Regions from separate parts of the Homo sapiens genome. Here region 1 is linked to region 2. A link is an interaction called in ENCODE POLR2A ChIA-PET data of the cell type or tissue named here. Cell type or tissue: GM12878. All regions are shown on one strand.

The links. ChIA-PET counts read pairs that join two places held together with the same protein. Peaks named below come from ENCODE experiments on the same cell type or tissue, not always from the same donor. Only the 100,000 strongest peaks of a DNase experiment are listed, where the experiment ranks them.
Region 1: POLR2A ChIA-PET joins it to region 2 with 6 read pairs; 2 of 35 experiments call an interaction of 5 or more read pairs at or near these places.

Annotation. Positions count from the first base shown.
Region 1 is chr3:171,516,859-171,524,858 of GRCh38, forward strand. No RefSeq gene overlaps it. Among named protein-coding and RNA genes, the nearest start is that of TNIK, 60 kb to the left of the region's middle. In GM12878, no CTCF peak of the experiment used is centred here; no DNase peak of the experiment used is centred here.
Region 2 is chr3:171,379,868-171,387,867 of GRCh38, forward strand. All of the region lies in intron 1 of TNIK (TRAF2 and NCK interacting kinase), which reads right to left. Among named protein-coding and RNA genes, the nearest start is that of TNIK, 77 kb to the right of the region's middle. RefSeq lists an enhancer at 4,156-4,702. In GM12878, no CTCF peak of the experiment used is centred here; a DNase peak (open chromatin) is centred at 3,978; H3K4me3 peaks cover 594 bases; H3K27ac peaks cover 344 bases.

The sequences.
Region 1 (8,000 bases), 140 kb after region 2:
TAAAGTTGGTCCCTCAATGAGCCACACCTCTTAGTATCTACATCTTTCTATAAGTCCCTCCTCTGGGGTTGATCTGTGACTCACGTTTAACCACTAGAATTGATGGCAGTGACTTAGCGTGACTTCTGAGGCTAGATCATAAGAAACCTTACAGCTTCCACCTAGTTCCCTTGGAACATTCAGTCTAGGGGAAGAAAGCTGCCACATAAGAAGTCTGTTGAATAGGAGTGGAGAGACAGGGCATCCTTATCTTGTGCTGGTTTTCAAAAGGAATGCTTCCAGCTTTTGCCCATTCAATAAGATATTGTCTATGGGTTTGTCATAAATAGCCCTTATTATTTTGTGATATATTCCATCAATGCCTAGTTTATTGAGAGTTTTTAACCTGAAGGGATGTTGAATTTTATCAAAGGTCTTTTCTGTATCTATTGAGATAATCATGTGGCTTTTGTCATTGCTTCTGTTTATGTGGTGGATTATGTTTATTGATTTGCTTATGTTGAACCAGCCTTGCATCCCAGGGATTAAGCCAACTTGATCGTGGTGGATAAGCTTTTTGATGTGCTGCCGGATTCAGCTTGCCAGTATTTTACTGAGGATTTTCGCATCGATGTTCATCAGGGATATTAGCCTGAGGTTTTCTTTTTCTGTTGTGTCTCTGCAAGGTTTTGGTATCAGGATGATGCTGGCTTCATAAAATGAGTTAGGGAGGAATCTGTCTTTTTCAATTGTTTGGAATAGTTTCAGAAAGAATGGTACCAGGTCCTTTTTGTACCTCTGATAGAATTCGGCTGTGAATCTGTTTGGTCCTGGGCTTTTTTCGGTTGGTAGGCTATTAATTACTGCCTCAATTTCAGAACTTGTTATTGGTCCATGCAGGGATTCAACTTCTTCCTGGCTTAGTCTTGGGAGGGTGTATGTGTCCAGGAATTTATCCATTTCTTCTAGATTTTCTAGTTTATTTGCATAGAGGTGTTTATAGTATTCTCTGATGGTAGTTTGTATTTCTGTGGGATCAGCGGTGATATCCCCTTTATCATTTTTTATTGTGTCTATTTGATCCTTCTTTCTTTTCTTCTTTATTAGTCTAGCTAGCAGTCTACCTATTTTGTTAATTTTTTTGAAAATGTCAGCTCCTGGATTCAGGCAAGCGAAAGAAATAAAGGATACTCATATAGGAAGAGAGGAAGTCAAATTGTCTCTCTTTGCAGATGACATGATTCTATATTCAGAAAACCCCATTGTCTCAGCCCCAAAACCCCTTAAGCTGATAAGCAACTTCAGCAAAGTCTGAGGATACAAAATCAATGTGCAAAAATCACAAGTATTCCTATACACCAACAATAGACAAGCAGAAAACCAAATCATGAATGAACTCCCATTCACAATTGTTACAAAGAGAATAAAATATCTAGGAATACAACTTACAAGGGATGTGAAGGGCCTCTTTAAGGAGAACTACAAACCACTGCTCAAGGAAATAAGAGGGGACACAAACAAATGGGAAAAAATTCCATGCTCATGGATAGGAAGAATCAATATTGTGAAAATGGCCATACTGCCCAAAGTAGTGTAGAGATTCGATGCTATTCCCATCAAGCTACCATTGACTTTTTGCAGAATTAGAAAAAACTACTTTAAATTTCATATGGAACCAAAAAAGAGCCCATATAGCCAAGACAATCCTAAGCAAAAAGAACAAAGTCACACTACCTGACTTCAAACAATACTACTAGGCTACAGTAACCAAAACAGCATGGTACTGGTACAAAAACAGGTATGTAGACCAATGGAATAGAACAGAGACCTCGGAAATAACACCACACATCTACAACCATCAGATCTTCGACAAACCTGACAAAAACAGGCAATGGGGAAAGGATTTCCTATTTAATAAATAGTGCTAGGAAAATTGTCTAGTCATATGCAGAAAACTGAAACTGTACCCCTTCCTTACACCTTATATAAAAATTAAGCCCAAACCCATATAAACCCTTGAAGAAAATATAAGCAATACCACTCAGGACATAGGCATGAGCAAAGACTTCATGACTAAAACACCAAAAGCAATTGCAACAAAAGCCAAAATTGACAAATGGGATCTAATTAAACTAAAGAGCTTCTGCACAGCAAAAGAAATTATCATCAGAGTGAACAGGCAACCTACAGAATGAGAGAAAATTTTTTGCAATCCACCCATCTGACAAAGGTCTAATATCCAGAATCTACAAGGAACTTAAATTTACAAGAAAAAACAAACAACCCCATCAAAAAGTGGGCAAAGGATATGAACAGACACTTCACAAAAGAAGACATTTATGTGGCCAACAAAGAAATGAAAAAAAGCTCATCATCACTGATCATTAGAGAAATGCAAATCAAAACCAAAATGAGATACTATCTCATGCCAGTCAGAATGGTGATTATTAAAAAGTCAGGAAACAATAGATGCTGGTGAGGCTGTGGAGAAATAGGAACACTTTTACACTGTTGGTGGGAATGTAAATTAGTTCAACCATTGTGGAAGACAGTGTGGCTATTCCTCGAGGATCTAGAACCAGAAATACCATTTGACCCAGCAATCCCATTACTAAGTATATACCCAAAGGATTATAAATCATTATAAAGACACATGCACATGTATGTTTATTGCAGTACTTTTCACAATAGCAAGGACTTGGAACCATCCCAAATGCCCATCAATGATAGACTGGATAAAGAAAATGTGGCGTATATACACCATGGACTACTATGCAGCCATAAAAAATGAGATCATGTCCTTTGCAGGGACATGGATGAAGCTGGAAGCCATCATTCTCAGCAAACTAACACAGGAATAGAAAACCAAACACCACGTGTTCTCATTCATAAGTGGGAGTTGAACAATGAGAACAACATGGACACAGGGAGGGAACAACACACACCAGGGCCTGTCAGGCTGTGGGGGTAAGGGGAGGGAGAGCATTAGGACAAATACCTAATGCATGCAGGGATTAAAACCTAGATAACGGGTTGATAGGTAGAGCAAACCACCATGGTACACATATACCTATGTAACAAAACTGCATATTCTGCACATGTATCCCAGAACTTAAATTTAAAAAGAAAGAAAGAAAGAAAACAAGGAAATCTGACTGTCCTGAGACTGCCATGGTTTGGGGAAGCCCAAGCTTGCCTATGGAGATGACCTGGAGAAAGAAGAGATACCAAGGCAGCCCCTAGATATTACAACTACCCCAGCTTAGGATGTTTACTCATGCCAGAGAGAAGTAAAGAAGCCATCAAGAATATCAGGCACAGTTAAGTCATCAGATGTCTGTAGCCCCAGTTACTTGTTACACCTGCTGCCTGAAATGCCAAGAGAGAACCACTCAGCTGAGCCCAGTTAGCCCACAGAATCATGACAGAAAATAAGGAATTATTGTTTTAAGTCACTGAGTTTTAGGGTGGTTTGTTGAACAGCAATAGATAGGCAGAATACACGAGGATGATAATCATACCTACCATGTAGAGATGGTGTGAAGATTACATGAGATAATGTACTTAAGTGCCCAGCACATAGTGGGTAGACAATAAATTGCAGATTATCATTGTTGTTATATTTTATTCTAAGCCTCCTTGAAGTCCTTCTGTAAGATAGCTAACTCATGGATCTGTCCCACACATGCATATTTTAAAACTCTGAGAACAAAGAGAGTATTTGCCCTGTGGAAGGTAAACCTAAATTAGCTAAAAGCCCTAGGGATTTACTTCTGGATTTCCTGCCCTTTGCTATTAGTCTTTTCCTCTAACTCTTTGTATCTGGTTTTGTTGGGCTGGTTTCTGCCCACTACAGTTTCAGCCTGGGACTAGGATCTTATCTGCTTTATTGAGGGTGTTCCTTTGATCCACTAACATAAACCACTTACAATTAATTACCATGTACAGCTGTGTTAGTTGTCTGTTGGCAAAAATTTTTTCTCTTATTCTTGCTCTCTTTCTAAAGTAGAAAAGAATTTTTTAATCCATTGATATTACCAAAGACATTTATTTTTTATTTTTTTGTTTTGTTTTATTTATTATTATTATTATTTTTTGAGACAGAGTCTTGCTCTGTTGCCCAGGCTGGAGTGCAGTGGTGTGATCTCGGCTCACCACAACCTCCACCTCCTGGGTTCAAGCAATTCTCCTGCCTCAGCCTCCTGAGTAGCTGGGACTACAGGCACATGCCACCTTGCCTGGCTATTTTTTGTATTTTTAGTAGAGATGGGGCTTCACTATGTTGGCCAGGCTGGTCTTGAACTCCTGGCCTCGTGATCCACCAGCTTCGGCCTCCCACAGTGCTGGGATTACAGGCATGAGTCACCGTGCCCGGCCCCAAAGACATTTATTAATCAAAGGACCAGAAGCTCTTAGTCTGGAATATTTCAATCCTAATACAATCTAAGCACACATGTTCCTGTGCTTTTAGGTGCATACAAAGATATATTCATGATTTTTCCAGGTATGGTGATCAATAAAACTGAGAGGACCTCAAGACTCACAAATTGATGATGAAGTTGGGCCTAGATGAACTAATGAATTTTTTTTTTTTTTTTTCAGATGGATTTTCGCTCTGTCACCCAGGCTGGAGTGCAGTGGTGCAATTTTGGCTTACTGCAAGCTCCGCCTCCCAGATTCACGCCATTCTCCTGCCTCAGCTTCCCGTGTAGCTGGGACTACAGGTGCCCGCCACCATGCCCAGCTAATTTTTTGTATTTTTTTGTTAGAGACAGGGTTTCACCATGTTAGCCAGGATGGTCTCGATCTCCTGCCCTCATGATCCACCCGTCTTGGCCTCCCAAAGTGCTGGGATTACAGGCGTGAGCCACGGCGCCCAGCCCAAACTAATGAAGCATTTTTAAAATTTTAATTCCCTTCAGATCCTGAACAAGCATTTTATTTATTTATGTATTTATTTATTTATTTTAGAGATAGGATCTTGCTCTGTTGCCCAGGCTGGAGTGCAGTGGTGTGATCATGGCTCACTGCAGCCTCAATCTCCTTGGGCTCAAACAATCTTCCCACCTCAGCCTCCCAAGTTGTTTGGACTACAGGCATGCCCCACCATGCTTGGCTAATTTTTCTATTTTTTGTAGAGATGGGGTTTTGCCATGTTGCCCAAACTGGTCTTGAACTCCTGAACTCAAGCAATCCTTCCGCCTCTGCCTCTCAAAGTGTTGGGATTACAGGCATGAGCCACTGCACCCAGTCTGCTTGTATTTTTTGTTAAATCAGGAAGAATTTTGTAAAGGACATCAATTGAATAATCATGTGGCTTGGCTTTGATAATTATATCTGATACTTTTATGGTGGTTTCTCATTTCAAAGAGTCTTCCAATTTGAGTCTCAAACCTGCCCTGGAAGAAATTCAAGACTGGAATTTTCATTCACATTTCACAAATGAGGAAACTGAAGTTTAAAGTTTAAAGGCCTGATTTTTTCCAGGCCTCCCACCTCATAGTCTAGGACGGTTTCATGACAATAAAGTGGCTTTTCTTAAGCCAGCAAGCAAGTTCCAACCCAGTGAAAGAAAGAAATAGAAATGTCATGGACATAGAGGTGAGATAAAACCTTTCATGAAGTCATTGTGATAGTTAATATTGAGTGTCAACTTGATTGGATTGAAGGATGCAAAGTATTGTTCCTGGGTGTGTCTGTGAGGGTGTTGACAAAGGAAATTAATATTTGAGTCAGTGGACTAGGGGAGGCAGACCCACCCTCAATTTGGGTGGGCACCATCTAATCAGCTGCCAGTGTGGCTAGAATAAAGCAGGCAGGAGAAGATGGAAGAGCAGACTCACTGAGTCTTACAGCCTTCATCTTTCTCCCATGTTGGATGCTTCCTGCCCTCGAGCATCAGACTCCAAGTTCTTCAGCTTTTGGACTCTTGGACTTAAATCAATGGTTTGCCAAAGGATCTCCAGTCTTTGGCCACAGACTGAAGCCTGAACTGTCAGCTTCCCTCCTTTTGAGGTTTTGGGACTTGGACTGATCCACCCACTGGCTTCCTTGCTCCTTAACTTGCAGACGGCCTATGTGGGACTTTACCGTGTGATCGTGTGAGTCAGTTCTCCTTAATAAACTCCCTTTCATGTATACATATATCCTATTAGTTCTGTCCCTCTAGAGAACCCTGGCTGATACAGGCATTAAGGAGAGATTTTTTATAATTTTTAAAGAACTGCCCAAGTGAAATGGATATTCTTTTTTATACTATGGGTCTACACAATTCCTTACCTATAATTCTTGCAGATGTATGTATTTTGAAATTTAGAATATTCCAGATAAATATTTGAACACACACACATACATTCCATCAGGGAACACCTTATAATTAAACATAGTAATTTTTGCAGCATAACATGTAAATATTCATACTAAATGAGATAAAGATTGTACAGATTATGAATAGTTTCAGAGTTTATTGCCAAATGAGCTTGCTACAGATCTATAAGCAAAACAAAAGAAAAATTTTTTGTTGGGACTAGATGAACTAATGAAGCTTTTTTTTAAAAAAGAAGCATTTTTTTCAGAGATTTTTGGACTTTAGAATTGTGGAAAATAGATTGTGGAATTGCATTCAGACTATGAAACTGATCATTCTCTCAGTGTTTTCTGCTGTTGGGAACATCACTTGCTCGCCTAGTGGGGTTTGTTCTCAAACTTTGTGCAGGAAAGATGACTTGAACAGAGTTTACACCTGCTGTCCTGTGCTTCCCTAACTGGCATGCTCACAAAGAAAGGGCCTCAGCTAAGTTTGAAGTATGGTTTCAGGCTTTGGGAAGACAAGCCAGTCAAGCCAGCTAATAAACTCTTTTATCCAAAATCCCTAAGGGGGAGGAGAAAAAAGAAAAAGAAATTAAAATGGAATAGCAGCCTGCTTTCAACTTCATGAGAACTGATCACACAAGGAAGCCAGAGGCATCTCATCAAGAAAGTCCAAATTTGATGAAGCAATTTCACTCTGGAAGCCTTAGACTAGACAGACCTGCAATGAACCCATTATAAGGTCATCAAGATGGGTGAGAGAAGTGGGATCCGTACATTAATATTAATGGCAGTAATAACTGTGATACCGCTCCCCATTTCAGTCTCTGCCGGGAAGAAAAGCTTGGGCCCTTTCCTACGCCAAGAGGAGACAGAGAACATTTTCCAAGGACACTTAAGACTTGCTGTCCCTTTACAATTGGCCTTTTTTCCCAGAACACTTCACATGGAGCAGCGTAAGTTTTGCTGTCTGGTCCTCTTCGGTGGAAGGTCATTTTGTATCCAAGGTGACAGCTCTCTCTGGGGATAGGTATGTGACGTGGAGGTAGATAAGTGGATGGTGTGGGGATGAGCCCAGGGCCCATGGGGCCCTTAAGGTGATGGCCTGCACCCTGTGGTGGTCTGCTGAAAGAGCAGAACACTGCTGCTGCTGCTGCTGCTGCTGCTGCTGCTGACTCAGTGTGTGACTCAGTGTGTGCCGTGATATCTGAGCAACTGCCCAGCAAGCAGCAGAAGGGGAAAGGTCCACGTCTGATAAAGGAGACAGGAAATGCATTTTGAACAAAGCTTTTATTATTTTTTTTAATTCTCTGCTCTCATTCATTTTCCACATACTTTATCCACAATGACCTTTGAAATCTAATCAATTGTTTGGTATCTTCCTTGTTATGAAAAAAAAATATCAGGCCACTAATTTTCTCCATTCTAACGTCTTTTGCAGAATGATTCCCTTCTCTTTTGGTGCAACTGATTCGATGCAATTTTTGAAAAGACCGTATTTTCAGCACTTCCTGTGTGTGCAGAACTCTTTTTTCTCTTGAGACGGAGTCTTGCTCTGTCGCCCAGGCTGGAGTGCAGTGGCGCGATCTCGGCTCACTGCAAGCTCCGCCTCCCGGGTTCAGGCCATTCTCCTGCCTCAGCCTCCCGAGTAGGTGGGAATACAGCCTCCCGCCACCATGCTCAGCTAATTTTTTGTACTTTTAGTAGAGACG
Region 2 (8,000 bases):
GCGTGGTGGTACACGCCTATAATCCCAGCTACTCAGGAGGCTGAGGCAGGAGCATCGCTTGAACCAGGGAGGTGGAGGTTGCAGTGAGCTGAGATCACGCCACTGCACTCCAGCCTGAGCGACAAAAGCGAAACTTGGTCAAAACACACACACACACACGCGCACACACACACACACACACACACACACACGCAAGTTGCTTTAAAGGTCAATATGCACATGACCACCCCCAACCCCAGCCCCTGCTCAACCTGGTCCCTTCCCTCCCATCATCAGGTTGTTGCAGAGATTATACAGCTGTTTGGGAAAATGTATCATACAGTTTACAAAGATTTGCAAACATGGGATCCTTCCAGACCTGTCAGGACAGGGTAACTTTCCAGTATTTCCAGCAAAACGAGGTGGAAATGATGGGAACCAGACTAGCAAATATTTTGGCCTTTTGCCTTTTTGAAGATACTTAGATGAAGAAAAAGATAGCAACTGCAGGAGATGGATTTAAAGACAAGAGCTGGTTACCTAAATAATTAAGAAAGAAAGATTAGGAAACAATTCAAGGTTCTGTTTTGGAAGAAGAGCCTTAACGGGACCATTCCCCCAGAGATACTCATTTACCACCTGCTTACAACAGACCAATGACACGTTATTTGCTTGAAAGAATTTTCAACTGTTCTTCCTACACCTATAAGCAACCATGAAGTTGATTACAGGCAGAGGTGAAACTTTTAGGTAAAAGGGACCTAACTCTATTCTAAGTCTAATAGGAGTATGAGGCCCCCTTTACCAGCTGCCTACCTGTCCCCACCCCTCTTCACAATACAGTGAGCTTCCTTCTTTGCCCTTTGCAGAGGGAACCTCTGATGAGGGCAAGAGTTGTGCACACTGAAAGGGGCAGGGTTAATGCCTTTCGGCCAAGGGCCCAGGACTTTTCTATGAGTAGGGAAATATTGGCTGGTTGATTAGATCATCTGTTACTCTCCCATTTCCAGAGAAGGGTGAGATGGCCCAGAGCCATGTAGGAACAGCCAGGAGCCCAATAATAGCTACCTGGAGCAGGGACCTGTCATCTGGCAGAGGTACAAACCAATCTTAGTCCATCACTTGGTGTCACCAGTAATGGTACAGATGGCTGACCAATACCAACTCTTATAAATCTCATACAGATGTTAATAACAGGGCTTCATTTGCATCTATTTTTTTTTCAAGCTTTTATATCTATGGCTAGGCCACCGTGAAGGACATACAAATTTATTTGCTTGCTTATTAGTTTTGCAAGGCAGATAACATTTTGGAACGGGGGATTTATACCATCTGTTCAAGGATCTAAAAGCTTTTTGGCAGACTCAAGAAGCTAAAGCCAGTCCTTTTGTCCCTCCAGATTTCCATGGGTGTTGAATTTCCACTGTCAAATAAGTTTGGGAACACTAGGTTAAAAAGATTAGCAGGTTAGGGGTTTCTTTACTGCAAGGCCTCTCAAAGCTTTTAATGTGTTAATGTACCCTGTGAATCTCCAAGACAGGGCAAAGCTTTTCATATTTTCCTAACTTGTCTGGCCACAGAACACTCCTTAAGGAAGCTTTGTATCTCCTCTAAGCACTGATATTCTGCAGAGCATAGAATGGAAAATGACAGTGTATAGAGCAATCTTTTCTGTGTCATTCCTACTTAACTAAAGCTTGCATCTTAAGTTACTGTAACAGAGATGGATCAATGCCACCCAATATTCATTCTCCCCTTGCTCCTTAACAAAAATTCCAATTTTATTTGGGAGGAAATGCACCCAGCTCAAAATCTACATGCCCTTGTCCCACTGAAGCTAGGAATGAATACATGACTAAATTCTGGCCAATGGTATGTAAGCAGAATTACTGTGTGGGGCATTCAGAAGGGCTGCCCAAATGGAGCTGACTTAGCTGGGAGAAGGGTTCTTCTGTCTTCCTCCCTCCTCCTTCCTGCTGCCTGGAATGCAGATGTAATGGCTAGAACACTACAGCCATTTCTGATCCTGAGGTGAATTTAAGAATGGAAGCCTTATGCTAAGATTGTTATAGCGGAACAATAAAATGATCCTATGGTTCTGACGATCATGGAGCTACCATGCTACCGCTAAGCTGCCTATGTCTGAACTTCTTTATCTTGAAAGAGAAACAAACTTCTATCTTCCTTAACCCACTAATATTTTGAGTTTTCTGTTTGAAGCAGCTGAAATCTAATTGATTTACTTTGAAGTTTACTGTTCAGATATTTTTATTCATTTATGTTTAACTAACATTCCTTCTTTAAAGGACTCTTCTCCATTAGCCTTTTGCTCTTTGGTAGAGGTGGCAGTCTCTAAGGTTGTTGAATACATCTTTTTTTTTTTTTTTTTTTTTTGAGACAGTCTCGCTCTGTCAGCCAGGCTGGAGGGCAGTGGCATGATCTCAGCTCACTGCAACCTCCGTCTCCCGGGCTCAAGCAATTCTTCTGCCTCAGCCTCTGAAGTAGTTAAGATTACAGGCGTATGCCACCATGCTCAGCTAATTTTTGTATTTTTAGGAGAGACAGGGTTTCACCATGTTGGCCAGGCTGGTCTCAAACTCCTGACCTCAGGTAATCCCCTCGCCTCAGCCTCCCAAAGTGCTGGGATTATAGGCATGAGCCACCGTGCCCGGCCTGAATAAATGTTCTATTTCTCCTCCTGCTGGCATGTTATAGGATGGCACTTCCCTACCCCTCTTGAAGCTGGCTGGGGCCACATGATTTACTTTGGCTAATAAAGTGTGCATGGAAGTGATGTTCCACTTCCAGATGGAATATGTGACTGACAGTTCAAATCATTGTGATGACTGTGGAAGCATATGTGGACATGATGCCTCCATTAGTCTGGTACTTGGATAGCTGATGAATGGAGTCCTCTACTGACCCACTCTAGGCATGTGGCATGGTCGAGAAATAAACTTTAGTTATATAAAGCCTCTAAGAGTGTTCATTACCATATCCTATCCTACTCTACTCTGACTGAAAGAATAGAAAAGACCAGAAACTGATGATAATAATAATCATATTGTATAATGCTTTGTAACTTTTGAAACAATATTTGAGAAGAACTGCTTCACACTGAATGTCTCCCCATGCCCCAGACATTATGCAGGGTATTTTGCAAAGGTTATTTTATTTCATCTCTGCATCAATCCTGTGAAGTAGATTGCTCACAAGAGAAAAAAAGCGAGGCTACAAGAGCCTCCAATGCCAAAACATACATTCTCCTCACTGTCTCCCATGTGCAATATCTGAAGGCAGCTCCCAGAAACAGTAAAATCCCTTCCAAAGCTGGCTGATGATACAGGGGGCAAGGAAAGACCAGAATTTTTACAAGGTGCCTACGTTCACAAGGCTGACTACACCTACATGGCCTAAACCAGAGCATGCTGGAGCTTGTGGTCTCTGCACCCCACTGAGGGCAACAGAATTGCAAGTCCTCGACTGCTCTTTTTTGAGTGTCTTTGAACTCAAAACCTGCTTTTTGAGCCACTGTCAAGGTAACCTAGCAGCTGAGAATAACTAATTGGGCAACGTTCTCTGACTGCTGGCATGAACAGTTATAATCTCAGCATCACTGTGGCAACCTGACTGGAATGCTGGTTATTCACACAAAGAAAAACTGGTCTCCATTCAGACCAGAATTGCATTTTGTCTTTGTTCCACTTTTCCCATTACAAGTTGCTACTGAAGGAACAATGCTTCTTTTAAGAAGAATGTGTATTATTGGTCTGTGCAAAAGCAGCATTTTCTTAGCCAAAAAAAAATTTGGAAAGGGAGGAAAAAGTAATATGTCCTATATTGCCAAAGGCAAAGAGACTATTAAGAAAGCTCTATATAAACAACAGTAAAGGTCATCTTGGGGTAATTCTGTGGCGTTTCAGCCAGGCCACAGAATTCTGTGGAGATCTCAATGGTGCAACATGGGCAACAGATGACTAAAAACTAGATTACATTCAATCAACCAGTGCACATTTCCTGAGCACCTACAATGTGCTATCACAGACACTGTCCTCCAAATCTCCCAGTGGTTCCCCGGTCTACTCTGCTCTCCCATCCAACCTCAGCCTCCCTTTAAAGCTACAGCACACCTCTCCCCAGGCATCAGCTACAGCCTCCAGCTCACCATTCCCAGAAGATGTTCTGTACACTCCCGCATTCTGTGTCCTTGTTCCCTTTTTGTTCTTGCTATCCAAAAAGTCCTTTTGTCCCATCTTTGTCAGTCAAAGCCTTACCAGTCTTTTGAGATCAGATTCAAATCATAGTTCCTACCTAAGGTCCTCCCATTACACTCCATTAGAGTAAATTCCACATTAAAGTACATTCCAAAGATCGCTTTGAATGTATCTGTCTTACTGCACTTGGAAGGCAACTCTCCAGGGAGCAAGATCAGCATTTGAATAAGGCTTTACCACTTCCAGTTGTGTTATCTTTGAAAAATCACTTAATCTCTTAGAGCCAAAGTCTCTTCACCTATAAACAGCATGCTACTCAGACTGCACCCATGACCATCCAACTCATCTGGGAACCTTGTTACAAATGCAGAAATCTGGGCCCTGCCCAGACCTACTGCATCAGGATTAACATTTTAATAAGATTCCCAAGTTATCCCAATGCATATTAATGGTACCAAAGTATTGATAAAATCTACCCAGCAGAGATATGATGAGAATGAGGGGAAACATAGAAAACATCCAACGGGGAGTCTAATACATAAAGACTCTCACTAAATGAGGAAATGACTACACTTTATATCCAATAAATGTTTGGTTAAGTTGAACTGTTTGGTGTTTTAAAGGATTCAGATATTTATGGCATGAGCTGGCCCTCAAGTGACATGTCAGATTAGTAAAAATAGATTAAAATACATGAAATATAAATGAAGAGAAGCAAAAGAACTGTGTTTTAGAAGAGCACATGACTGAAAATGACTTCATCGTTTATAATTTTTCTGACATTGAACAAGGCCACTAATATTTTTTAGCCTTTGGTGTCTTTTCCTATCAAGTAGAAATAAGAATAAAGGCAGCCTGCTTGCCTCTCAGAGTTGAACTAAAGTTATTCTAAAGTTAAAATGAGCTAAAGAGAATGAAGGAATTTTGCCAAATACAAAGAAATGATTAAGTCGGTGTTTATCAAGTAACACTAAAATACAACATACCCATCACAAACTGAGCTCACACTCAAAGGTGGCCAAACATGAAGGGCACACGGAGGTCAAAACGGTACATTAAGGCCACTGGTTTGAGGATGGAGTTTTAGTGGAAAGAATGAAGAGTGAGCCAAAGGGGACAAGTAGCTCTGCCTTCTCAGTGGGCTGATGACTGAGGTATCTACTGCTTTGAAAATACTGGGATAGGAGTGGGAGGGGACACCAGCTGGGCCCTAGAAGAAAAGGAATTCACAGCAAACCTGGGGCCCTCTCAGCCTAGGGGTTAAGAGAGAAATCAGAAGGGAGTCTCACGACTGTCAGGGCAGAGGCCTGAGACTAGACGGAGGTGTGTGGCAGCCACTCTGACGAGGAACACAGAGGAAACATTTGCTGGAGGAACCTCCATCATCCATTTCTCAAGAACCCTGCTCAAGAAAGGAGAAAGGATGGAGTTTGGGATCTCTGCTCTAACAAGTCAGACAAGCAGAACATAACATAAATGCAAAGAGAGTTCAGACAGGCAGGAAATCGATACAAACTGACACAGTCAAGCGGAGCTGAATGGAAAAGGTGGGCACCAAGCTAGACTTTAAAATACCTGCAGGATTTGGGTACACAGACAGAGATATCAGTAGAGGGGATAAACTTGCTTTGTTAATAGTATTATTTTAAAAGAACACATGTTAATTGCATGTATCATTTCTGTCAGAAATGATAAAACAATCCTATCACTTATAGGACAGCATATGCATTCAGCAAACTTTAAATTATTTCTAGAAATCAGGATTCCGTAAGCATTTCATAAGGCAAATGGATTTCAAGTATTGAACACACATGGCTATGACAAAATGGCAGACATGCATGCGATAAAGAATATAAGCCAGTCATTTTTTTGAACAAAATGCTGTTTGAGGCCTCACTTCTCCCAGGCAAATGAACAAATACATAAATGACTCTGATGTAATAACTTGTTTACATCCGTATTCCCCACTCAGCTATGCTCCTGCTCCTTCCAAAGCTGAAGCTGGGCTCCATTCATGTTAATATCTTTAGCTACATGCACTGTACCTAGGCTACAGGGGGACCTTCATAAATGCTGGTTAAGTAAATAATTTTACCAAGATCAACAACAAGAAAATATTTATAAGTTGTTGTTTACTTTTTCTTGTGAAATAAATAAATAACTCGGAGAGAGATGAATACATGTATCTTCACATCATTAAATATACCTTCCTCTGAGAGTACCAGCTGGGTCCCAGAGAATCTGTGAAGCTGCATTCAACCACGGCATATCTTTTTGGAAAGCCTATTTTCCATAAAAACTTTGGTGTTCGTGGTGTTTTTTAATATGTTAAATTAAACATGAATAAGTTTGTATCAAGTTTAAAAATAAAACACAAAGATGCTAACAAATTTCTGGTTTGCAGTGGAGGTTTCTCAGTCAGTCCACCAGAATCTCTAGGGTTTCCAGTTTCCTCTTCTTTACCCACAGGGATGTTTTGATAAAGACATTCAGAAGTGTATTGCTCACCTATACCATTTATAGCCCTAATTTTCAAACACAATAAATGCTTCTTATTTCACCTCTACTCATTCAGAATTTGCAATTACTGAAATTAGAGCTGAACAGAAGTTTAATTGTCTATTGTCCATATAGAATAGATTTCAAGAAAAGTAATAACATAAAAAAGGAAATCTCATTTTTAAAAATCTTCAGTCAAGTATCATTCACATCCAGTCACTTGCTAATTACAATTAGACATCTCTATCAAAGCCAGTGTTCTCTGCTAAAGGTGGTGTTCCAGGACCTCTGTTGAAAAACTTTGCCACTCCAGGGTTTCTCAGTTATTGTCTAAACCTAAAAGGGAATAAGATTCTTCAAAAATTATTATTGTCTTACCTTTCAGCAATATAAAATGTCCCTGCTCCTCCCAGGTCTCTGGATTAGGGAGGTTTTTCTGTGAGGCAAATAATAGAGCAATTCTATTCCTTAAATAGAGAGATGGTCACACTGGTGCTAATTAAATAAGCTGAGCATGTTTGCTTTGTGCACTTTTCAGTACATATTTTACAATTTAAAAGTTTGAAAAAATAATTTAATCATTAAGAGGGCAGCTTCAATTTAGAAGAATGAGGAAACAGACATAAGCAACCCAACAATTAAACTATCAGTTCCCTGTTCTAGGAGTGGTTCAAAGTTCAGAAATGAAGGCCTACTTGAGAGGCAGTAGAGGTAAGTGTCTTTTATTAGTGCAGAAATTCTCACTCTTAATTACTGAATTCCACTCAGTCATTAACCATACTATAGTGCAATGCTAACTACATAATGCTAGTAGATAGAGTGTCTCCTACATTGAGATACCAGTGTTTGCCAGTGTGTGTAACTAAAGCAAGCCTACAGCCACATCTCCAAAACCTGACATCGGCTCTTACATCTTCCACATTTTGTTTCAAATCTTTCTAGGGATAGTTCTTTCAAAATCCCTCTCATGTGCCCTTCTCAGTCACTATACTCAAATGCTTTTATGAGATAAGAAACTTAAGGAGTATGTGTCTGGGGATATTTTTAGGAAGAGATGGATTTTGTGCAGCTGATTATTAAGTCAAATAATGAATTAAGAATAATGACAACAATTGAAGTGAAAAATCTGCGTCATTACAGTAATCTTTCTCTCTTGAACAGAACTATTTGGCTTAAATCAAAGCCACCTGTAGGATTATGAATTTCAAACCACTAGGAGTGAGGCATATGAAGTTTCTAATTAGCACTGGCCAGGAAACATTAGTTCTCCCCTTTGCGGTATCTTACAGGTGGGGATAGAGTGATTGT